Regions from separate parts of the Homo sapiens genome. Here region 1 is linked to region 2. The links are chromatin loops, found by intact Hi-C in ENCODE. Cell type or tissue: heart left ventricle. All regions are shown on one strand. Each heading gives the region's core, and the rest is flanking DNA. Links, peaks and the distances in the headings are about the cores only.

What was found. Peaks named below come from ENCODE experiments on the same cell type or tissue, not always from the same donor. Only the 100,000 strongest peaks of a DNase experiment are listed, where the experiment ranks them.
Region 1: a loop joins it to region 2, with 2.2 times the contacts of the local background. A loop is called at or near these places in 9 of 110 quality-filtered maps.

What each region holds. Positions count from the first base shown.
Region 1 is chr2:46,076,254-46,088,689 of GRCh38, reverse strand. It overlaps PRKCE (protein kinase C epsilon), which reads right to left. Exons shown (of 15, transcript NM_005400.3): 11 at 2,328-2,482. Among named protein-coding and RNA genes, the nearest start is that of EPAS1, 210 kb to the left of the region's middle. In heart left ventricle, for the core only: no CTCF peak of the experiment used is centred there; a DNase peak (open chromatin) is centred at 6,069; H3K27ac peaks cover 1,322 bases.
Region 2 is chr2:46,358,978-46,371,413 of GRCh38, reverse strand. It overlaps EPAS1 (endothelial PAS domain protein 1), which reads right to left. Exons shown (of 16, transcript NM_001430.5): 5 at 10,658-10,776; 6 at 10,324-10,529; 7 at 1,481-1,587. Among named protein-coding and RNA genes, the nearest start is that of LINC01820, 29 kb to the left of the region's middle. RefSeq lists an enhancer at 9,768-10,967. In heart left ventricle, for the core only: CTCF peaks have their summits at 4,917 (motif pointing right) and 6,345 (motif pointing right); no DNase peak of the experiment used is centred there; H3K27ac peaks cover 302 bases.

The sequences.
Region 1 (12,436 bases), core at 4,378-8,377, 280 kb after region 2:
CTGCATCTCTAAGTAGCTTGTAAATTGCTTTGAGGATAGGGATTAAGGCCATTCAGACCATTAACTGAAGTCAATGGTTGATATTCATTATGCACAAATCAAGAAGAGCATGTAGATTAAGAATAAAGGAAGATTGAAGGTTTAATAAAAAGAAGAAATGGCCCTTTGAGTTTGAAACTTAGTGAAGGATCCATATAGATGTCTAATCCTACCACAAGGTGAACAGGGGCAGGTGCAGCAATGAAAGTCTCAAATTGCGATTTCTTCACAAAGGAAAGTGTGAGGGACGGAGGGACTCACTCTGGCTGATGGGGCCAGGCAGGCAGTGCTACATGGGGTTTTGGGGCTGGACAGAGGAGGTGCAAATGAGGGCAGAAGCACAGCAAAGTTGGAAATTGGCAGGTGAGTTTGAGAAAAGCTAAGAAACTTTGTGGGTGCGAAACAAGGGGTGTGGGAAGTGAGGAGAGAAAGGTATATGAAGCTGTAGCAGACACAGCCTAAAGTGACCCCCAACTCATGCTCTGGTATAATCCCATAATCTTTTGCCCTTGAGTAAGGTGGAGCCTGTGACTTACCTCTAACCAACAGAATATGGCAAAGCTGATGTGATATCACTACTGGGGTTATGTGACATTATATGGCAAAGGGATTTTGCAGATATAATTAAGGATCCTAATCATCTGACTTTGAGTTAATCAAAAGGGACATTATCTTGGGTAAGCCTGATTAGGGCCATTGAAAAGAAGGCCCAGACCTTCCCTGAAGTTAGAGACTTACGGCAGAAAAGACTTGCTCTCCTGCTGGCCTTGAAGGAGCAAGCCACATAAGTACTAAAGCTGCAAGGAAAAAAATTCTACCCACAAGCACATGAGCTTGAAAGATGAGCCCAAACTGCAGAACAGAATGCAGCCTGGCTGATTCCTCAATCACAGCTTCGTGATACACTGACCAGGGCATGTAGGTAAGTCATGCCTGGACTCCTGACCCAATGGAAACTGTGAGATAATGGATGGATGCTATTTGACACCATTCCGTTTGTGGTCACTGGATATGCAGCAATAGAAAACAAATGCGTCGATTCCCATGGCAGAGGGCCATGAATGGCAGGCTAGGAAGTATGGACTTTATTATATGGGCTCTAGGAAATCACTGACTAAGGAAGCTAAGAGATGGCAGAAGGAAGGGAAGCCTGGAGTGGGGTTGACCAGAATGCCTTGAAGAACATCTGGCCAGGGCACTGCTCCCAGGAGCAGGTCAGTAACGTTCACACATTCAAGGGTTAGGACCTGGATATCTTTCAGAGGAGGATTGTTCAACCTACCAACCTTTATATAAGGCAACTGAAGCCCCAAAAGGGCAGAGACTTGTCCAATGCCACACTTCCAGTTGGCAACAAAAATCAAAGATCCAGGTCTCCTTTCTGTCCATTTAGGCTTCTTCCACTAGACCAAGATGATGTCCATACTTGGTTTCACCAAGTTCTAGGTGAAACGAAGCCAGCTACTCCTCTACCCAATTAAAAAAAAAAAAAGAATAGAATAGAATAAAATAAAATAAAAAAAGAAGAAGCAAAGACCAAGTGAAGAAATTAACAGCCATTGAGAAAACCTTAAGGAACTTGAGTATCCTTGTGGCTAATTATAAATATTTACTCCTCCCAGAATTCCTGACCTCACAGAAGAGCCTTTGTAGTTTTGTTCTCTTCATGGAAAATCAGTGTGCGCGTGCATGTGTGTGTGGACGTGCGTGTGTTTCTTGGAAGGGGAGTGGGCAGTAATAAAGGATTGGATGATCTGCAAAAAGTAACTTCCTGTTGGATATTGTCTAGTTCCCATTCCTTGTTCCCCACCCAAGATCATAAACCCCCAGTCCCTCAAGCAACTCCTCCTTCCCTGATTCTATCTGCTGGAGAAAACTAAGCCAAACAAACTCAGGAAGTGGCAAGAGACTAGGAAGGGGAGGAAGTTCATGGCACAGAAGAAACACGTAAAGAGAATGCCCTGATGTTCAAGGAAGAGGGTGGAGGAGAGAGAGAAAAACGAAGGTCACACCAAGGTCACCTGGCACCAAGCCTTTAAAATGTCATGCTTGAGCTTTAAATCAAAACTGGCACAAACAGTGGGTCAAATCTCCCAGGGCCATTCAAATACTAACATTCACAGGAATAAACAGCCCCCAAAAAAGTCTTCTGTAAGCAAATTGGAACAAACAACTAATCTAAAGCAGGTTGCTAAGAGACGAGTGGGCAGGAGCTGAAGTCAGTTCAAGTGTCTGAAGCATCCTTTATTTTCTTCACTTTCAGGAAAGAGGAGGAGAGAAGAGGCTACCTGTAGATGACTCCATGCTGGTGGAGGAACATGAGGGCCGATGTGACCTCTGCAGCATAGAACCGTGAACGAGGCTCGTCGAATTTTCGGGAGCGCTGAATCTGAAACATGAGGTCTCCACCATTTACATATTCCATGACGAAAAAGAGGCGGTCCTGAAAGGAGAGAAGAAAATGCCATTTGGGTCATTTGATTGCAGCTGCCCACACAGGCCAGCTTAGTGTGAGCTCAGTGTAAGGTTACCAAGACTCAAGGGGGAAGAAGCCTCAAAGGTGGGTGAATCCTGGTAGCACCTGATCCATAAAGAAGACAAACGAATAAAGCACACAGATTAGGGTATGAAGCACAATTTTACTTTTTCTCTGTCCGCCTTCGGTGGGCATCACCTCGGTCTAGTGGAAGAAGCCTAAATGGACAGAAAGGAGACCTGGATCTTTGATTTTTGTTGTCATCTGGAAGTGTGATCTTGGACAAGTCTCTGCCCTTTTGGGGCTCCAGTTGTCTTTATATGTGTGGTAGGTTGAACAATCCTCCTCTAGAAGATATCCAGGTCCTAACCCTTGAATGTGTGAATGTTACCTTATATGGCTAAAAAAAAAAAAAAAAACAAAAACAAAAAAAAAAAACGGATTTTGCAGATGTAATTAAGTGAAGGATCCTGAGATAGGGAGGTTATCCTGGATTACCAGCGTGGGTCTTAAATACAATCATAAGTGTCCTTATAAGAGGCAGGTAGAGGAAGACCTGAGTCAGGGAGGAGGAGGCCAAGTGGCCACAGAGGCAGAGATTGGAGTGAAACAGTCACAAGCCAAAGGATGCAGACAGCCCCAGAAGCTGGAAGAGGCAAGGAGCGGAACCTCTGGAGGGAGAACAGCCTAGCCAGCACCTTCATGTAGGCCCAGTGATGCTAGACTCTTGGCTTCCAGAACTGCCAGAGAATACATTTCTATTGTTTTAAGGCACCAAGTTTGCAGTAATTTGTTGAGGCAGTCCCAGGAGACCAATAGATTGCAATGTGGAATCAAGACTGTGAACCCCCATGCACTGTGAGGGCCACTTTTTACTTTGGAGGATATTCCTTCCAGGATCCCCTATGGTTTCCTCCTGCAAGGCAGCCCTCAGAACGGCCAAACCACAGTCACACCTTATTGTAGGTGGCCCCCTCTTACCTGCAATCCATGATGATGTGGGGAGAGGATGGACTGACATTCTCTTTGCACCGTTTCTTGACTATTATATTCTAAGCTCCTAGGGTGCTAAGCTGCTAGGTGAGGGCAAATAATTACAAGCCATTGCTGTCCTGGGGAGCTTACAATCCAGGGGTGGAGATGGGAAATGGACAAAATGATAAAAAAACAAAATAAGAGTCGAATGCATGAAAGACACCAGGTGCTAAAAAGATTCAGAGAAAAAGGAGCTCTCTGACTTGGGAGGCCATGGAGGATTTTAGATGCAGCTAGGCCTGGAGAGAAAAAGAAGGTCGGGGGCAGCAGGAACCAATGCCAGGACATGGGAACGGAGTGAGCAAGTTTAGGGGCCAGTAAACTGACCAGATCAGTTGTAGAGGAAGGTTAGCGAAGTAAATGGTGAGGTTTAAAAGGCCAGAGAGGCAGAGCACATTCTTTTTTTTTTTTTTTTTTTTTTGATGGAGTCTCGCTCTGTTGCTAGGCTGGAGTGCAGTGGTGCGATCTCAGCTCACTGCAACTTCTGACTCCCTGGTTCAAGCGATTCTCCTGCCTCAGACTCCTGAGTAGCTGGGATTACAGACACACACCACCATGCCCAGTTAATTTTTTTATTTTTAGTAGAGATGGCGTTTCACCATGTTGGCCAGGATGGTCTTGATCTCCTGACCTCGTGATCCACCCGCCTTGGCCTCCCAAAGTGCTGGGATTATAGGCATGAGCCACCGTGCCCGGCTCACATTTTTAACACATAGGTATAGTCTAAGTGAAGCTTCCAGGAGGATGTTAGCATATTATTTTCCATTAGGTCTCAGTAACATTTACCAATGAGCTTCTTTATTTACAAAGCATATCTATCTTACTATTGACATCTCTTTGAAAATAAAGTCCATAGTTAAGAATTGTTACTAATTCAAACTACCTTCACCCCCACTCCAGTCTCCAGAATTATTCCATCTTTACCGGTATTCACAAAGGGCCTAAGTCCAGCTTTTCTTCCATTTACTTTGCCCTTCGCCTTCAAAGCCTACCTCGTTTTCTCCCCAGAGTACAATTTTGTAATCAGAAGTACATGGGCTGCCTTGCCCACTGTTTATTCAATCATCCATTCTCCACTCAAATCCTCATTTCAAAAATTAAATGCTCTCGCCAACCCCAGACCACTGGAATCAGAATTTCTGAGGGTGGGGGCCTGGCCTTAGTAATTGTGAAAGCTCCTCAGGTGATTCCCATGTGCGGCCAGGGTTGAGAAGCACTGACTCTCCTCCATCTGGTTTCTGCCTAGGTATCTTGCATCTGTGCAATATAAGGATTATACATTATTCTGGTCTCCTTTTTTGTCATTTCAAGGATTCCTTCCAAGAACAAAGACTCTTAAACTTGTGCATTAGAATCACATGGAAGCTTGTTAGGACATGGATTCCTGAGCCCCCCAACTCAGATATCTGGTTCAGAAGATCTGGGGCGGAGTCTGAAAATCTGAATCCTCTAACAAGTTTCCGGGCAATGCTGGCAGGCCAGGGACAACACTCTGACAGCCTCTGCCCTGCAGCACCAGGATAAGCCTTTCACATGGGAAGTACAGCTGGATCATTCACTGAACACTGAACCACACCACCTGAAACAGCCACTGAAGTGCCCATTCCACAGTCACCAGCCCTGGACTCGGACTTTAGCAACAATGGAGTATTTCCTTGACTGTGTTTAGGAGACTCCAAATCTCTGAAGGGGAAAAAATCTCCCCTCCCCATCATCCTCCCTGGATGCTTTTTATTCTACCAACACTGGACACAGTTTTTAAGAGTAGGGGCTGTGGGATGAGAAAGAGGCCTTCCCATATCGGTTTTATCACTCACTGGCTGCAAATGACTCAGGCAAATGCCTTTGGCTCTCTGTGCTCAGTTTTCTGATCTGTAAAAATGAGGATGGGCCGGGCGTAGTGGCTCATGCCTGTAATCCCAGAACTTTGGGAGACTGAGGTAGGCAGATCACTTGAGGCCAGGAGATCGAGATCAACCTGGCCAACATGGCGAAACCCTGTCTATACAAAAAATACAAAATTAGCTGGGCATGGTGGCGCATGCCTGTAATCCCAGCTACTCAGGAGGCTGAGGCATGAAAGAGAATCATTTGAGCTCGGGAGGTGGAAGTTGCAGTGAGCTGAGATTGCGCCACTGCACTCCAGCCTGGGTGACAGAGAGAAACTCCGTCTCAAAAAAAAATCAGGATGATTGAGTAATAGAAGCTGCCTTACAGAATTCTCATGAAGGTTAAATTATATGTTAAAATGCCTGTCTCAAAATGAAGATTGGCTATGACTGTTGCTATAGATGCTATTCCAGCAGTTATTATCGTAAGTCTTCATTTTCTTTGACCTCTCTGCAGCTTTCTTCCCTGACCACATCCTCTTTCAACACACACTTGTTTCCCTTGGCTTTCAGGCTTCCCCCCTAAATTTCTGGCAGGGTTTTCTCTGCCTCTCTCATGGGCTTCGCCTCTTCCCAGCTGTTAAGTGTTGGAATCCCACGAGGCTGGGCTCCAGATGCTCCCCATCCTCACTGAGTGCTTGCTGAGGATCTTGTCCACGCCCAGTTTCCAAGGCACCTCTATGCAGATGACTCACAAGCTCCGGACCACTCATCCAACTGCGGTTCTGACATCTCCATCCAGATGCCCCAAAGGCACTCAAGCCCAATATGTCCAAAATTGACTTCACGATCTACCCCAATGAACTAGTTCTCTAGGTCTCGGGGCAAAGCTTCACCCTTCAGAAACCTTAGTCATTTAATACCTCTCTCTCCCTCAGCCCTCACCAAGTCCTGTCATATTTACTTATCGTATCTTTGCATTTTGTACCTTTTTCCCTGTATACTTGTCCATTTCTCTCTCTCTCTACCACCATCATGCCCACCATTATGGCCCAAGCAACTATCATCCCTTGTCTAGATTCTTGCAGATGCCTTGCTTCTGATGCTCCCCACATTTATTGCAAATGCTGGTCACGCTCCAGGTAGAGGGACCTTGCCGAAACAGAAATCTGCTTGTAACCCACCCCGCTTCCTCCTCTAAGTCCACTGCTTAGTTTTTTTGAGAGTCTTGCTCTGTCACCCAGGCTGGAGTGTAATGGTGTGATCTTGGCTCACTGCAACCTCGCCTCCCAGGTTCAAGTGATTCTCCTGCCTCAGCCTCCCGAGTAGCTGGGAGTAAGGCAAATGCCACCATGCCCAGCTATTTTTTGTATTTTTAGTAGAGATGGGGTTTTGCCATGCTGCCCAGGCTGGTCTCAAACTCCTGACTTCAAGTGATCCACTCACCTTGGCCTCCCAGAATGCTGGGATTACAAGCATGAGCCACCGTGCCCAGCCTCTATAGCTTGATTCTATTAAAGTCTCCCTGTTACTCTAGGAATAAACGGAAAACTCTCTAATATGCTTCAAAGTCTGTGTGATCTTCTCAGTCTTCTCCTTTCCAGCTGTCGCTTGTTCCCTCTGCCCCAGGGCTTTACTCACACTGTTCTTTCTGCCTGGAACGTTTTCTTCTCTCCCCTCCTCACCCTTCAGATCTCAGCACAACCATCTTTTCTCCCAGGAAGCTGCCCCTGACTTCTCTGACAAGGTCAGATCCCCCTGTGACGTGCTACACTCTCTGTTGTAGCATTCAGCACAGCTGAGGTTTTATTTGTGTAATTAATTTATAACTTTCTCCCCTCCCCGCCGTAGTCTGTGTGCTTCATGAGGGCAGGAACTGTTGGTAACTCTGGCTTGCTGTTTTTTAAGGGAATTGAACTAACCTGAAAGAGAAGTTGTTATAATCTCTTTTAAAAGCAAACACCATGTGAATAGAAGAACAAAAAAGGTTAGGGGGCTATAAGAAGCAAAGAGTGATCTAAATATTTATATCTGCAGGCCAGGTGTGGTGGCTCATGCCTGTGATCCCAGCACTTTGGGAGGCTGAGGTGGCAGGATGGCTTGAGGCCTAAACAACATACCAAGACCCTGTCTATACAAAAAAATTAAAAAGTTAGCCAGGCATCGTGGTGCACGCCTGTAGTTCCAGCTACTTGGGAGGCTGAGGTGGGAGGGTTGCTTGAGCCCAGGAGGTGAAGGCTTCAGTGAGTTGTGATCGCACCACTGTGCTCCAGCCTGGGCAACACGGTGAAACCCTGCCTCTAAAAATGTGTGTGTGTGTGTGTGTGTGTGTGTGTGTATGCATAACTGCAAATTCTTACTGCTTAGTTAAGTTAGCTAGTTAAGCCAGCCTGCTGCCGTGAGCCTGTGTCTGCAGAACCTGGAGCTGGGTGCCCACTCTCACCATTTCAGAGGGTCTGTCTATATCAACACCCCAGTATTTGGTTATGGACTTGAGTGGTTCTTTTGTTCTTTGGATAGTTGTCTTCACTTCCCAGTGAGATGTTCAGCTCCTTGAGGAACACACTTATTCTTCCTAGCAATCCCAAGCAATACTAGCTCCAAACTCCATACCTGAGGAGGTGCTCAAACAAAATCTGCTCATCCAACCTTCACTCCAGGGAGCACCATGAGAGGAGGAATTTTTGTGGCTTTAGTTCCTTACTGTAGTCCAGCAACTAGAACTGAGCCAGGCATATAGTGGGTTCCTATTATGTCTGCGTCAAATGCCTGAGTTCTTGAACACCCACCATGGACATGGTTCAGATTGCTAGAAACTCAAAGGTAATCCAGAGTTGGTTTCCCCACATCATTTCTATTGTAAAACCTCATCTTGAGCTATTCTCACTTTAGCCCATTTTGAACTTTAGTTTTAACTTGTTTTCTACTCAACAAAGCTCCATGTTCATGACCCCAAAGCACGATCAACTCTTTTTTTACACATTAAGGGTGTTTTAAAGCAAGGTAAAATTTTCATTTCCCCTCACTCTACTGAGTCTGCATTGTTTCTGACCTCCAAATCTAACACATTTGAGAAGCATGTTTTGATGCAGGGTGAGAACCTCAAGTCATTCTGAGAACTGCTTAATTACGTAAATGAAATCAAAAGAAAGCTGGCAAACCCAGCAGCTACTCATTAATCCCCTCTTGGCATGGGTAGAAAACAAAACAAAACAAAACATCAACTTCCTGGTAAAGTAAGCAAATACGTTTTCTGAGGTAATCAAAGATTTTAAAAGCCTTATTCCACCTCCTCCTCCCTTAATCTCACCTGAATGTCTAAAAAGTTACGGTCTTGTGATAGCAAGTAAAATAATAAAATTAGGAAAGAGATTATGTGTCATGGCCATTTAGGGTAAGAATAGTTCATAATGACCTACTGGCTGGAAGAACCACATCGTGTGTTTGAAATTCCCATTGGGCTCCATTTTCCCAGAGCGTTAATCTTTCCTGTCTTTGAAGAGAAAACTAGGCCTGCCCTGTTTGCCTTTCAAGGTGTGACGGATAGCCAGAGGCTTCTCCTTAGCAGCAGTTAGGTTTCTTTGGACACACAGATTCTCCATCACCTGTCAGCTGTTTATACGTGCAAAGATTTTATAGCTCTTACATCGATTTCACATAAATGACCAACTAAAGACCAGGCTTGGAACAGCCCATACTTGATATGCTGGTGACAGCATGAGCAGTTTCTCCAATGTACCATATAAGGAAATTGTGGGTCCTAACTTCACACTCTGAAACATCTTCTCCCCTCCATGTCTATATCATCTAACCTATCAATTCAACAGGTCTTTCCTGGGGGCCCAGATTTTGGGTAGGTGGCTGGGGGATATAGAAGATGATATAAGCCATGGCTTATGTTTTTCAAGAGCTAGAAACTGAAGACAGGAAATCATGGAAAACAACACAAAATGCTGTATAATTATGTGCTAAACTCTCCTGTATCCAATCAGACTGTGAAGTCTATGCATCTGGATTGTATCTTAGCACCCCCTAGAGAATAATCATCGCTCATCCAGGCTTTATCACTTAGAGAAGATCATTACACAAAACAGTCCTATGGAAAGTCCTATATTTTCTTTTTTTTTTTTTTTTTGAGACAGAGTCTTGCTCTGTCACTCAGGCTGGAGTGCAGTGGCATGATCTCAGCTCACTGCAGTCTCCACCTTCGGGTTCAAGCAATTCTCCTGCCTCAGCCTCCCGGGTAGCTGGGACTACAGGCACACGCCACCACACCTTGCTAATTTTTGTATTTTTAGTAGAGATGCGGTTTCACCATGTTGGCCAGGATGGTTTTGATCTCCTGACCTCGTGATCCACTTGCTTCGGCCTCCCAAAGTGCCGGGATTACAGGCGTGAGCGACCGTGCCCGGCCAGAAACTCCTATATTTTCTATAGTACAACTGGTGTGTGAAACTGACCACTGCTATAGGAATTTGTTTCAGATAAAGCTGAACTGGGGCAAAGACTACACTTGAGTAAAATCTTGAACAATGTGAGTGGGAGGAGGAGAAGGCCTGGCAAATTAGAAGCACAACCTTGAAGGGCAGAGGTAAGCAGAGACGAAAATCACATGTGGGAATGAGGAAGGTAGGTGTGAGCTCAGTAAAAAAACTGTCATTTAGGAAACAGTGCATAGATCCAGGACATAGGTAGGAAGGAGACAGAAAAGTGCTTCTGAGAACATAGGTGGGAAGTAAAGAACCCTAAAATCTTATTTTTTTTTTTTTTCAAGACAGGGTCCTGCTCTGTCACCCAGGCTATAGTGCAGTGGCATGATCATAGCTCACTGCAGCCTTGAACTCCTGGGCTCAAATGACCCTCCCACTTCAGCCTTCTGAGTAGTTGAGACTACACGCATGTGCCACCATGTCCAGCTAATTTTTTTTTTTTTTTTTTTAGAGACAAGAGTCTTGCTATGTTGCCCGGGTTGGTTTTGAACTCCTGACTCCTGGCCTCAAGTGATCCTCCTGCCTCAGCCTCTTATAGTGCTGGGATTGCAGGTATAAGACACCACGTCCGGCCCCTGGAAGTTTCTGGAGTTGTAAAATGGCATCAAGTTGATTTTAAGGAAAACTCTTCTGGAAGCAGAGTTCAAGGTGGATTGGAAGAAGGCAGCCTGAAGTTATTCTCTCTTCCCCATTTCCATTGTCCAAAATGTTTTATTGTCTTTGAAAAAGATAAACAAGCAATCCTCATTCCTCACTACTACACTTCCTTGGTAGAAACACAATAAATATACAGCCACTTTGGAGAACTTCACCAAATCAAATTTATTTCCCCATTTCTGAATGTTAAGCCACAAAGAAAGTACAACCATCATTAGAATAAATGAAAACAGTAAATAATGATGAGTGGGACTTTCCAGCTCTAAAGTAGACAGACTATGTGTGAACTACAGGCAGAGCCTTGTCTAGTCAGTGTCCCAGAACTTCCAACTCTGTATTTCTAGAAGGTCAGTGTGGGTAATAGAAAGAAGGATTTTTTTTTCTTACTGGGGACTTGCCTGTCAATTCATACAGAATGAAAGAGTCTCATCTGAGTAATAATTATTTTTAGTGATGTCAATGTTCCTATGTAATAATAACAAAAATAACCACCTTAATGATGTTTAAAAAGTCATTTTCACATGTTTTCAGCCCTTATTCTACTAGGCCTTCACCCCCTGCTAACTCCCATTGTTCAAAGCCATACACAAGTATGTAATAACCTTCTTGTGGTCTTTCTCCAAATTCAGAGTTATCACAATCAAACTCCTATAGCAAAGGCCAATTCCATCCACACCAGTTGTAAGATGGAATATATAAAATAGGTTTTCACATGATTAGTTCTTTTCTTTTTCCTTTTCTTTCTAAATGCAATGCTGTATATTTATTATTTTCTTTTTTTAAAACTACTTTTTGAGGTCTGGTTGACATACAGAAAGCTGTACATATTTCATGTATACAACTTGATAAGCTTGGAGATGAGTATACACCCATGAAACCATCACCACAATCTATTCCATAAACACATCCATCTCCTCCCAAAGTTCCTGTCCATTCTTTTTATTATTATTATTATTATTTTGGGTGTGCGCGTGCGTGTGTGTGTGTGTGTGTGTGCACGAGAAAGAGACAGAGAGAAAACATAAAATCTGCAGTCTTAGCAAATGTTTAAGTATACAATACAGTATTGTGAAATTGGCACTATGCTGCCCAGCAAATCACTAGGACTTATCATCATCCTTCATAACTGAAACTTTGTGCCTTTTGGTGAACACCTCCCCGATTCCCCCTCCACCAGCCTCTGGAAACCACCAACCTATTCTACTCTCTGCTTCTATGAGTTCGACTATTTTAGATTCATCAGGTGAGTAGTATCACGTAGTATTTATCCTTCTGTGTCTGGGTTATTTCACTTAGCATAATATCCTCCTGTTTCATTCACATTGTTCCAAATTTCTTTCTTTTTTTAAGGTTAAATAATATTCCATTGCCTGTAGACATGGTTCTTTCTTATAATGATTGTCTATAAGCCAGAGAGGGTAGAGTCCATCCCACTTTTGGTAAAAGGGGAGATGCCTTTTTTTTGGAGAAAAGCCTTAATTCAATCACAGTTGGCCAAATGGTAAAAACTCCACTCTATAGTCTGCTGGTTGAGAAAGTAAAAATTTCATTCACATATATCTGATATTTGTTCCCAGTTGCTTAAAACTATGATTATTTGACTTAAACAGGATACCCCAAGTTTAGAGTGACCTAAAGCTGCGCCAAACTGACTCACCCAATAAAACTCAAATAAACATTTCCTGCCTCTAATTAGAGTTGCTTATCCCAGGGAATGACCTCAAATTACCGCCACCCTGTCCCACTCACTTCCATCTGTGTGTGAAAGCCACGGGAAAGAAGAAAAGTTTTGGTCCAATAGATCAGAGAACACTTTCCTTTTCCAGGGGTCATCAACATCTTAGGAAAAAGAAGTTTTTATCACATGATATGACAGCACAAATGGAGCAGCCCCCAGCTAGGCTACATCT
Region 2 (12,436 bases), core at 3,908-7,907:
GTTGTACTGTCAAATCAAACCCAAAAGCCATGAGGAAGAGGCAGAGGAACCAATAAAAGAAAAGAAAGATCTCACTCCTTAAGAGTGGGTTAACCATGTTCACATACAGCTTGCGGGGTTGTGACTCTGCTGGCTGCACTGAACTTGGCTGTCTTAGCCTTGGGGTAGATGGGTGGATTTAGGAGCCATGGACAAATGGCTGCCCTTCCGTTTTCTCCATTGCCAGCAGGGCCACTGGGAATCTTCTCAGACTTACTTTACCCGTTTTTAATCCTCCCATAATCCTCTCAGCACCACTGTCTGCACCACTGTGGGCACTCGTTTTGAAGCATTCTTTTCCAAATACAGTCTTGCCCATCGGTTTATATAGTGCATTTAGTGCCTGTTCTGTACCAGACGCTATGCTAGATACTGAGGTTAAAGATATGAGCCCCTTGTTCCCAAGGAGCCCACGGTCCTCTTTTTTCCTCAGAAATAAGGTCACTTAGGGCAGGAATCAATTCTACCAATTTATATCACCCCCAGTGGGCCAAGTACAGGGTTATAGGCCCAGAGCCCTTGCACAGTGATGAGTCGCATGGATTCAAGGGAACGGTCCTGGATCACCTGCCTATAGGAAGCCTGAATTGGGAACATGGCCAAGGATACACTCTAGAACTTCTCTGTCCAATATGGTAGCTACAAGCCAAGTGTGGATATTTACATTTAAATTAATTAAAACTACATTGTATAAAGTTCAGTTCCTCGGTTTCTCTAGCCACATTTCAAGAACATTTCCACTGCAGAAAGTTCTATGTGGCAGCCCTCTTCCAGAGTCCTTACATAACTCAGGCTTCTTTCAAACTGCAAAGCAGAGTTTCCATACGCCATCCCTGGGTTGCCTGGACAGCCTTTTCTAAAGCTCCCTTGATCCAGCAAGCAAGCTCTCTGAGAACTGTGGCCTACCTCAACATATGTGTTAAGTTGGACCCGTAATACTTTCCCCTCTGTTCAGCCTAAGCCTCCCCGATCCTTCAAGGTCCAACTCAAGTGTCCTTTCCTCAACTCCCCCTGCCCTCCTCTTCTGTGAATGTATGTACTTGAATCTATAGCATGCACCCAAGTTGATGATATGTTGAATTATTTTACTCTCTACAGTGCTGTTCCACAAGGTGTGCAAACCACTGACTGCACACAGGCACTCCGTGGAGGTGGTATGGGGGACTGAGACTCAACCCACCCTCCACTGCCTCAGCTGTGCACCTTGGCACGGGTGCATCTCCCTGGAGGAAGTGTCCTTTTTCTAATTTGCACGAAGGAGTCTATAGGCTGGTGGCAGCCTTGGTTTTCTAACCATCTTGAGGGCATAAGTCTTGTCTGCCACACAAGACAGCAGCTCTGTGGAGGAAGTGACCTGGTCTTCTGTCTCACCAGTCACACCCCACTCAAGGCCACATACCACAGACACAAGGAAGCCACAAGGGGCACTCCTGGAACTCACAGTTCTGGTGACTCTTGGTCATGTTCTCGGAGTCTAGCGCATGGTAGAATTCATAGGCTGAGCGGCCAAGCAGCTCCTCAGGGTGGTAACCAATCAGTTCTGTGATTCTGAGTTTTTAAAAAGGCAGCATGTAAGGAAGAAAGACCATATTAACTTAGCACAGCATGTGGGCAGGAGCTAACCCCAGAAGGCAAATCAAACACACACATGCAGATGAACACAATCCAGACTTTCTTGTTGTACCATGTATCCAAGCAAAAGAACACTGTGCTCAATCTACAGTTGCAGGTTTAACCAAACCCCTGTTGTTCCTGCCCTTCCTGAAGCCATGTTTGGGAGGAGAGAAAAGCACCAGTTCTGAGGACTCCCTCTCCCCACCACCCCGGTACACACATATGTCTGTTCTCCAAGAACCACTGGAAGGGGCTCACCCCAAGTTTTTGCAGATGAGGGAGTAGACATCCAGGACGGGCAGACAATTTGCTCGATGCCTACACAGGTGTCCAGGGACAGAGCAAGAATGAAAACTGGGGCCTCCAGTTGCTACATCAAGCTCATTCTAGTAGAAGGCAGTATAAATGAAACATGAAAATTATGTGGCCCCAGGTAGAGCCACCTTTGTCTCTGTGTCAACCAGCACGTGAGAGGGAGTCCAGGCAGGCAGAACCCGTCTGTGCTTAAACCTTCACTTTTCTGCAGGTCCTGCCTGTGACCTCAGGTGCCCTCGGACACTTTCTACTTGTGCCTCACATTTCAAGGAAACGAGGGAGGCAAGGAGGTGCTGAGAGGAAGAAATATTAAATCATAGTCATAGAAATGTGCCTTATTATACTCTAATAGGCAGCTCAGATGACACCACTGGCTGTCATTTCAGTGTCCCTTTCTTCATTCTGTAAGGTATCTGGTTTTGATGGGAAGTGGGCAGAGGAAAGGGCAAATGTGGAGAACCATGAAGAATCACTTAACATTCTTAGGACCCTTTGTTTTGTGCTGTAATCACTAAAATAAACAAAGCCCTGCCTAAGAACCACCAGGTTGGCCGCTTTACCCAATATCATGTCCTATCCTAGGCTATATAATACCTCCATATTATCTCTCAAAATCTTGGTTCTCTCACAGACTTTAAATAATGGCTTCACTGTCTTGTTTACTTGGCCTATCACAAGTTAGAAGTGATGCCACAGTCTCATTATTACAACTCTACTTCAGAAGGCATGACTCCTGGATACAGTCCTATAATTTATCCTTGTAGGGGATCAATAACACGGAGAGGAAAGCAGAAGCAGAAAGCAGAAGCAGTGGCTCCTCATTTCCTGTCTCTGCTCTAAACCCACCCCCCAAACAGGTCAACTTGCATACATCTGTCAGACCAAATTGCCCTAAAATACTACTTGCAACCTGCCATACTCTTATTTAAGTATCTACAGCTTTCACTTTTGCCAACCACACCAACAGTAAATGCTGCGTAACTTCCAAGTCCCCCCAGAACCTACTCTCCATCTTTTGAGCAATTTGATTTTCAACTCATCTGTAAAATGTTATGTACCCTCTGTCATGGAAGACCCCTCTCCCCTCAGTTCCCTATGCCTGGAAAACTCATTCTTGCTGCAGAAGCTTTATGCCTTCTCTTCTCCCCTCTTCTCCAAGCCCTGACACCTCCAGGACCAGCTAAAGCCTCATCTTCTCCACAGAGCCCTCTCCAGTTCCTCCAGCACAACGTCTCTCGTGAAGTCCTAAGGAGTATGCACAATATTACAGAAAATTATGCATTTGTCTCCTCACATCCTAGGCTGTCAACCCCTGAACTCAGGGACCACTTTCTCCTTTTGCTTCCTCTATAACGGGTGCTTAGTAAAAACCTCAACAGCTGACCAGTAGATTGATTTTCTCTTTGAACCTACGGTACAAACAGACACCTGTTTATCCCAGCACTGCTAAGGAACCTGGGCACTAAGGATCTACTTTTTTTTTCTAGAATAATATGATTAACTGTCTCAATGTGTGTGCGCACACATGCACGCGCACACACACACACACAGAACCTGTCATGATAGTCTATCCATCCTTTCTTCATTCTGTAAGTCATCTGGTTTTGAAGTGGGCAGAGAAGAGGCAAGTTCTCTGCTTGGGTGAGAATTTGGGGGTTAAAGCCTTTGTCAAACAAGGAGCAGCTCAACAGGGCTGAGAGGCTTAGGTCTCAGCTGATTCAGCCCAGTGGAGATTTCTCCAGTGAGATCCTAGCAGCTCATTTGTGCCAGCCAGCCAGTCTCAGAGCAGAAGGATCTGTCCCGTCGCTTGGCCCTGAGCAGAGAGGTCTCTGAACTCATTAGCAATGGATACATTATCTGGCAACCTGACCCTGGGGCTGGCGCCCAAGTACACCTTGGCAAAGGTGGAGACTGGGGGGAACAAGGAGACAGAACAGTGCTGGTCCTACGATCAAATGGCTTCGCTGCTGGGTCGGATGACTTTCAAGCTTAGCCTGGGAACTAGAACTGCATGAGTAAGCCCTGCTAACAATGGTCTGGCCATCTGCAGGCTCACTGACTTGCCAGATAAACTGCTTCTGTTCCTGGGCAGGTCTAGAATTTTCTAGAGACCCTCCAAAATGAGCCTACTGGCATTCTAGGAAAGATGTCTTTCTACTCTCTGAAGGAATTAAATTTCCTTTCGAGATTAGAATCTTTAAATTAAAATGTTCAAAGTAGATGTTTATTATAATCTGCCTCATAATAAAATGTTTATCTAATTAATGTATCATCCATTCAAAGGCATACAATGGGCATGTTTTGGAAGTGGAAAAACAAACCTAGATTTCAGAACTGCCAGATATCTTCCCAGTAGCAGCTTTCATTTATCTTGTCAACTAAAATAAATATTTAATGTCTTTCTTCATTCCTTTAAACAGACTACTATAAAAACTGGGAAATACACCACATCCCAAACACAATTGAAGAACATTTGAGTTGTCAAACTTCACAAAGCCAGGAAACCCCAACTTAAAGCTCATGGTCATTCGCCCCCACGTGCAGGCACGTAGACGCCAGTGGGGAGGTTAATGAACCGAGCTTGTTTATAAGGTCGCTCCTACGGCACACAAGGGCCTTCCCCGCTCATTTCCCCCAGGCTCCAGACAAGCCTTCCGAGCTGGGCTGTGATAACACAAGTTCATCTGCTCTCTCCATCAGGGGCCAGGGAACTATTTTTTTTTCTTTCTTTCTAATTAAGGACCCCTGACTCACTGGGAAAAAGAAAATCAGTTTGAGGTCACCCGTAAATTTCAAAGTCAACTCAGTAGGGCTGTTCTAAGAGAAGAGAGAAATGTACAAGGACTTAATTCACCAGATTTCAAACATAAGAACAGAGGATACTTTTTAATAATAAAGTCAAAAAACAGCAGACCAAGGATGCAGTGAGGAGAGAGATGCAGATAGATAGTCAGCCACAAGGAGGCAGAGGAAGGATGAAAGGAAATAGAAAATACAGCTTTAAAGGGGGTTGTTAAATTCTGAAGTTGGTGTTACCCCAAGTAAATACGTGGGTCAGCTCTCTGAGCACTGGACTTCAGAGTGAGATGTGCCTTCAAAATGTAAAATGAATGATTCATTGCTCTTTACTCTCAAAACTGTTTAGAAGCTCTATTCAAAATACACCACCTACAGCAGAGTGCTCGCAAAAAAATTATTCTCTTGGCTACAGCGTGAGTGCTGCCACCTCAAGTGGCAGAAAGAAATCCACCCACAGGCCTGAGAAGGCTCGCTCTTCTTCCCCGCATGTAATCGCCAGCACCCGTCCACGTGCGGTGCAGCGCCACGGTGCCTGACTTCAGATGCCACCGCCTGGAGTCACGCAAGATCTGGCTGCAGTTTTTACCCCTGTTCCCTACACGAGTAAAGGATTTGCTAGGTAAATTAATCATGTAAGCAAGATGGTGAGAGAGTATTTAAACTGTTTAAGAGGATGAAAGTTTTAAGTACTTTGTAACCACCTATTTGTTTTCCAAAGAATGTATCTGCTAATAAATACTTCAAGTCGGCTTGCTTTCCTTCCACACTCTGCCCATCGCCTCTCCTCAGCACCCCGTGATTTATCTCATTTTGGTTTCTATATGTGCTTATAAGCTTTGACACTGCGTTTCCTTACTAATATGTACGCTGTTCACTAACTCAGATTTCAGTGCCTTCGGTTGGTTTTAATATATTTTCATCTAGATTTTGTTTGCTTTAAACAGTACTTAAGCCTTGTGTTTTCCTCAAATACTACATGGTTATATGAAATCTATACAACCAGCTCTGTAATTAACGGGAAATCCATTTCTATCCTGTCTGTGGAGTGTTACAGGGTACCTGTAGGGGTAAGAGTATACATAGGAAGGTTGTGTGTGTGTTTTACCACTTATGGCTCTTTATAGTTCTCCTTACTGACATTATCTTTAGGATCCTCAACGTTTCCCTCACTTTCACCATTTTTACTTATTCTCAACTTCTTTGTAGAAAAACAATTCACCATAAATTTATCCACAGAACTTGGAATGTAGGCATCTTTATTCAACTGTAACTCCTGATATTAATATGTCCTATGTTCCCTAAATGCAATGACAAAACAGGGTTGCCCTAAAGTTCTTTACCTGTAAAAATTGTATGACCCTCTTTGTTGATTTGAAATTTTTACTGTAATTTTGAAACCTCTTCCCCTGGTGATACTGCTCCTATCCACATAATTTGGTTTTATAATTTATTTCTAAGATACAGGAAGACTCCTACAACTGACAAAATCGCAGTGGGATTATATGATAATTAGAAAGGCCTGGCCTCTATCTCCCTGACGGCTTGGCTTCCTTCACAGTTACCTCTTTCACCACTAGATGGCACCTCCACATGAATTTAAGAACCACCCTATTTTAAAGTTAAACTACTTGGGAACAACTTTTGTCTTCCTTTTGGGTAAATGGAATGTTGTATTTTGTACCATTCACTGTGGTTTCATTAAATGGCTTATGTCTCAAACTCTCAACTCCTGAAGATCAGGAATCATCTCTTTTACTTTGATGTAATGGTCTCTGGCACACAGTTACATAGCAGATGCACAGTAAATGACAGTTCGTAACTGGTTGCTCAGTATTTCGGGAAACAGAGTATATTGCCTATGTTTGAGTCGTAAATGAAGAAGAGATCATTAATTCCATTAATAATCAGGATATTTTTCTTTTACCCTGCTACTCAACTTGCTCCCCTTGTCTAGAGCAGTTGACCATAGGTACATAAATGTGACCGACATGAATTGTTATGAAATTTACTTTTAAAAGTATTTACTATTTTAAAAACAATTAATGCAGGACTTAATATGGTACTCTGATCCCTCATTAACAGGAGGACAAATGCATTTTGAACCATCTGTATTCCTTTATTCTATTTCAGATGTTTCAGAATAGGTTGTTTCAGATTCAACTGATTTGACCTGAGAGTTCAATGTAAAATTAGAGTTGTCTTTTCTCTCCCTTCTTTCCTGTCGGTTTTCATCTTTTTCTCCATGACCCTTTTTCTTTTTTTGCTTGATTGTGTCTGTGGTCTCAGTATATATAAGACAAGTACCAAACTGCTTCAAAATTGATTTTGTGGATTCTAACTGCCATACATTTTCTTCAGATTCTAACTTTTCTTGTAGGAAAACAATCCCCTTTGTGGGAATCACAGCACCTTGTGTGTCTCAGATGTCATTAAACCTAGTGAATTTCCTGATTAAAATGGAGAACCCCTCACCCCATTAGGTATCTTGGACAGGCATTGGTTTTTGCAGGATTTGTCTCTAAAGGGGAATTGAGGCGGAGAGTGTATATATGTGTGCATGTGCATATGCTTCTCCCCATCCCACCACAAAGAGTGAAAACAAAACAAGCTACCAAAACCAAAAATATCTCAGGCCTCATCAAAGCAATTAAGATATAACACTTAGGGATTAAGGACTTAAAATAGTCACTTCATCAACTGTCTAAGCCATGTCTGTGCCCTTGTTAACTAATCTGCTAATCGGTTAAACACAACTTCTGTGTGACACAGCATTCTATGTCTTTAAATGCTTCTACATGCAGCTCTCCAGCACCACTGAATTCAGACTTGGGGCCATGTAATTAGGTTTCTTGAAAGGCAAGATTTTGCTGAAAATGCAGTGTGTCTCGCAGAACTTATAAGCAATATCACCCTCTACATTATGAGTCACAAAGCCCTAAATCACGAGGCTTGATACTTCCTTTAAGCCAGAAGCTACTCTGGCTACCAGCCCTGAGCCAAACTAAGAAGTCAGCACAGCATCTTTCCCCTTTCTATGTACATTTCCTCTCCAGCCACATTTAGACATCCAATTCCTTGTGTTTCTCCCCCTCTTCTTTTGTCCAAAGGTTAGTACCTTCAGAAAATTACCTGAAACTCATTTAAACCAAGATAATGAATAAAGGATAAGGCTGAATTACCCCTTCCAGAGGATTTCTTCTCACTGTAACAAGGATCAAAATCTTAAGCTTAAAAAAAATCTCTTTTCTATTATGTAGGGATGCCAAGTTATTTTCTAGGACAGTAGGGTTTTCCCAGTGCTTATGGAGTTATGTTACGGATGTGCTTCATTCACCAGGGTGAAGCACGTATCTGACTTTCATCATCCCCAGCACTATATATGCTCCCAGGCTATATGGCTACGTCGGCTTGAGCCACTTCACCTCAAAGCCAGTGACACAGGGGCTATGCAGTGGGATTGTCCATGTTATCTCACAAGACTACTGAGGTACACAAAGCTGTGTCTTCTGCCCAGAATGTTCACCTGAATACAAAGACTGCATCTGATAAATAACCTTACCTATAACATGGATTCCTGCAGTGCCTGTCACTAAAAGTGCAATCTTCTTCTTGAACCACCATCATTATCACCACCACCACCACCACCACCACCACCACCACCACCACCACTACCACCACCACCACCACCACCACTAACAATTACAATAAATGGTGACTGTGTCGAAGTTCCAGGACGGAAGGCTTCATGCATGACATTTTCTCCCTATGAGGTTAGAGCATTTCTTTCTACTTATATAACTACCCACTAGCTCCAAAGGCTGTGAATCCTGGCCCTACTGTGGTCAGAACTGAAGGACAGGAATGACTCAAGGATACTTTTACAAAAGTTCTGAAATTGTGCCACAAGTGGTGGCCAACTCTAAGAAGGGGCGACCAACCAACACCAGGCCGGTCTGGAATCAGAGGAGAGAAACCCCATCCTGGAGAGGAGGGTCCCTCCCATGAAGAAACCAGATGCCCTTGGGATGTCCAGCTGATAAGAGAAAAGTGGGTAGGCCTAGGGGAGGCTGAGCAGGAGCTTTTTTTCCTGGGGTTCCATGGTTTCCTGCTAGCTGAGGAAGACAAGGCAGATTCTTGCTGATCTGGGGGTCAGATTCTTCCTCTTCCTGCCCCCCAGCCACTAACTGCCTTCAGAAGTGGTTTCAGCTCCTTGAGTTTAGTGGAAGATTTTGCTTTGGAGGAGGCCAAGGACAGGAAGTAAGATATAAGCAATAACAAGAAGCCTCACATGTGTTGTGGTGTCTGGACTTCTCAAAGTGCTTGCACAGCCATTATCTCATTTTACAGTGACCCCATGAAACAGGTTAGAAAGTGTTATCTCTATTTTGGAGAAGGGGAAACTGAGATCTGAGGGTTTCCTGAGGAGAAACCCTAGAAGATGAGAGAAGAGTGGCAAAGAGTTGGGGGTGGCAAAGAGCTGCCACAGGAACTGTCACCCTGGGACACATGGCGGCTCTAGATGCTGCAGAAAGCTGAGGTCAGGCAGGGAGATCTCTGCCAGGAAGGGCGCATGCGGGGGGTGCTGCTCAGCAAGCCCCAGTGGCGCTTACTCAAGCCAGGCCTACCCTGGGCCCAGTCTTCTGCATTTCCTTCCCTCCCTGGGGCCGGCCATTGCTCCGGGCATCTGTTCTCCCCATCTTCCTCCTCCTACCTCCCATCATCAGGCTCCACAGTCCCAGAGGCAGGGCTGGTGGGGGAGTTAGGAGCTGTAGGGTATCTAAATACTCCCTCCTATGACAACCCCAGTCTCTTCCCCACCTGCTTCAATCTTCTAAATGAGCTAAGAACCCGAGATGGCATGACATGCCTAAGCAGTCTTAGGCACTCTTTCAACAACTCTAATAAAGGTGATAATAAGAGCTAACACTGAACATTTATTACTAAATTTGAACCTAAGCCATCTAGTCCTGAAGCCCATGCTCTTAATCACTACTGTGTCTCCTAAGAGACACTGGGCCTGGCACTGGGGGGTTAGCATCTGGCTCAGCTACCTTCATCTTCTTCAAAATGGCTGGACACTGGCCGGAATGGAGTTGCATGCAGGAAGGAACAAGGCGGAGGGAAAGGCTCAGTCAGTAATGGAAGAGGGTCAGTCTCCAGGGCAGAAGCTGATGCTCCTTACTGGCCTCTGAAGCAGGAGTACAGATGGAAGTCTCTAGACTCTTTCTCCTGGGGCAGAAGACTGCCTTGAGAATTTCCTCAGGAGCCTGATACACGTATGGAGAAATATGTTCACACCACAATGATGAGAAGAGTTGCACACCAGGAAAGCTCTGCAGATGGACCCTGAGGCTCTGTCAATGGGAGACCACCAAATACAGTACCGGGAACCTCTGAGGGGCACTGATGCAATGAAACAGTGGCACAGGTCCACGAACATGCACCCGGCAATACCACGTCTATGTTCAGTTCCACACCTTTAATACAGGCACAACTCCCCACACACACAGGTAAGACCCATCTCTGCCCACAGCATACACACCCATGGCCCCCTACCTGTCATCACAGTAGGTGAACTTCATGTCCATGCTGTGGCGGCTCAGGAAGGTCTTGCTATCCAGGGGGATGTCCATGTGGGATGGGTGCTGGATTGGTTCACACATGATGATGAGGCAGGACAGCAGGGGCTCCTTGTAGCCACACAGACTATTGTGAGGAGGGCAGTTGTTGTAGACTTTCACCTGGCCCGTGCAGTGCAAGACCTGAGACAGGCGTGGAAGGGTCAGACATGGAGCCGAGAGTGCTGGGGGTGGGGGTAGGGCCTTAGGCATCCCCTGCACCGCCGTTACCCTACACCTGGGACTCCAACCCAGGCCTGATGTTGCCCTACCTTCCAGGTGGCTGACTTGAGGTTGACAGTACGGCCTCTGTTGGTGACCGTGCACTTCATCCTCATGAAGAAGTCCCGCTCTGTGGACATGTCTTTGCTTTTTTTCCCAAAACCAGAGCCTGGATGTGGAAGGATGGGAAGAACCAGCTGAAGTCAGTTTTATATGGATATTCATGAGAGGGGCCCAGCTGCAGTTTTTCTTGGCAGCCTATTGTTTATATTTTCCAAATATCTGCTCTCTTAGCACCTGTGGTCTGCCATCAACACTGAGCTCCATCATGGCCTGTGAACTAATGGTTCCCACTCTCAAGCTTATCTCCTCAACTGGAGCATAAACTCCCACAAGGGAGGAGCTGCTCCATCATTTGATTTCCCATTGCATCTGGAACATGGTCAGTGGTGCCTTCAGAGCAGCGACACAACGACTGCCTATCAGCCACTAACTCAGCCACCCTTTCCTGGGGCAGGCCCAGGTCTTCTCGCAGAAATTCCAAGGGACAGTCTGAGTGAGGCCACAGTTACTCCAAGGGTGTAAGCCTTCCTCACAGGTTAGAAATGTCTCTCCGACACTCCCGTCTTTCCTTTATAACCTGTCTCTCAGGAGGAATTTAACCCCTCCTGTACCCCATTTGCAAACTGCAATAGCTGTGTTCAGGATACCATGCCATTAGCTTTGTCCCTGAAGTGACATATGTATCAAGGCTCTAGAGAGAACTCTGGTACGAATCTCCTTACAGTGGACTTGGTGAGCAAGTCCACTTTATGGATTAACTCAACCTGGATCATATCCTCTCTCTCAGCAAAAATTAAATCACCAAGACCAGCAATATAGCTTACTTCCTTATAGTTGCCAAACAGCCTCCCGATTCAGAACCATTTTCCACTTTTTGTAAAACAAAGTAATGAAGAGTGCCAGCTGAATCCCACTTGTCTGTGTCTAAATCCTGCCTACACCACCATCTCTGGTACCTACTTTCAAAGATATAATCCTGCCCCCTACCCAGCATCATAGAACAATCTAGAGCCTTGTTTCGAATAGTCACACTCCTTCCTCCAGGAACAGTCACCAGCCCCTGCACTTAAACTTCCAGAGGATCTTGACTGACATATTCCTGAAGAGTTATGTGTCAAAGGAACTGTGGCACCCTTGAACAAAACTTCAACATCCTTAGGGGACCCCACTCAGTAACAGACTGAATAGTGAATTTTTTTAAAAAAGAGAGAACATTCCTTCATCACGATTATAAAACCATTTCTCCCATACCAAATTATGATTCTTGCCATTTTAATTTTCAGAGGTGGGGTTAGCATACAATGAGATATACCTGTATCTTGGGATCTGGCCCCACCACCAGGACCAGACCAGTTGTTGGGTATAAGGGGGCTGGAGGGATTCATTTGTGGCTGTTGCTGGGGTATTATTGAGGCCTCTTAACTTGCTAACCTCTGGATTCTCCCCATGCTGACATTTGATCTTTTTTTTTTTTTTTTTTTTTTTTGAGACAGAATCTTGCTCTGTCGCCAGGCTGGAGTGCAGTGGCGTGATCTTGGCTCACTGCAACCTCTGCCTCCTGGGTTCAAGTGATTCTCCTGCCTCAGCCTCCCAAGTAGCTGGGACTACAGGCACGCGCCACCACGCCCAGCTAATTTTTGTATTTTTGGTAGAGATGGGGTTTCACCATGTTGGCCAGGATGGTCTCGATCTCTTGATCTCGTGATCCACCCACCTTGGCCTCCGAAAGTCCTGGGATTACAGGCGTGAGCCACCGTGCCTGGCCT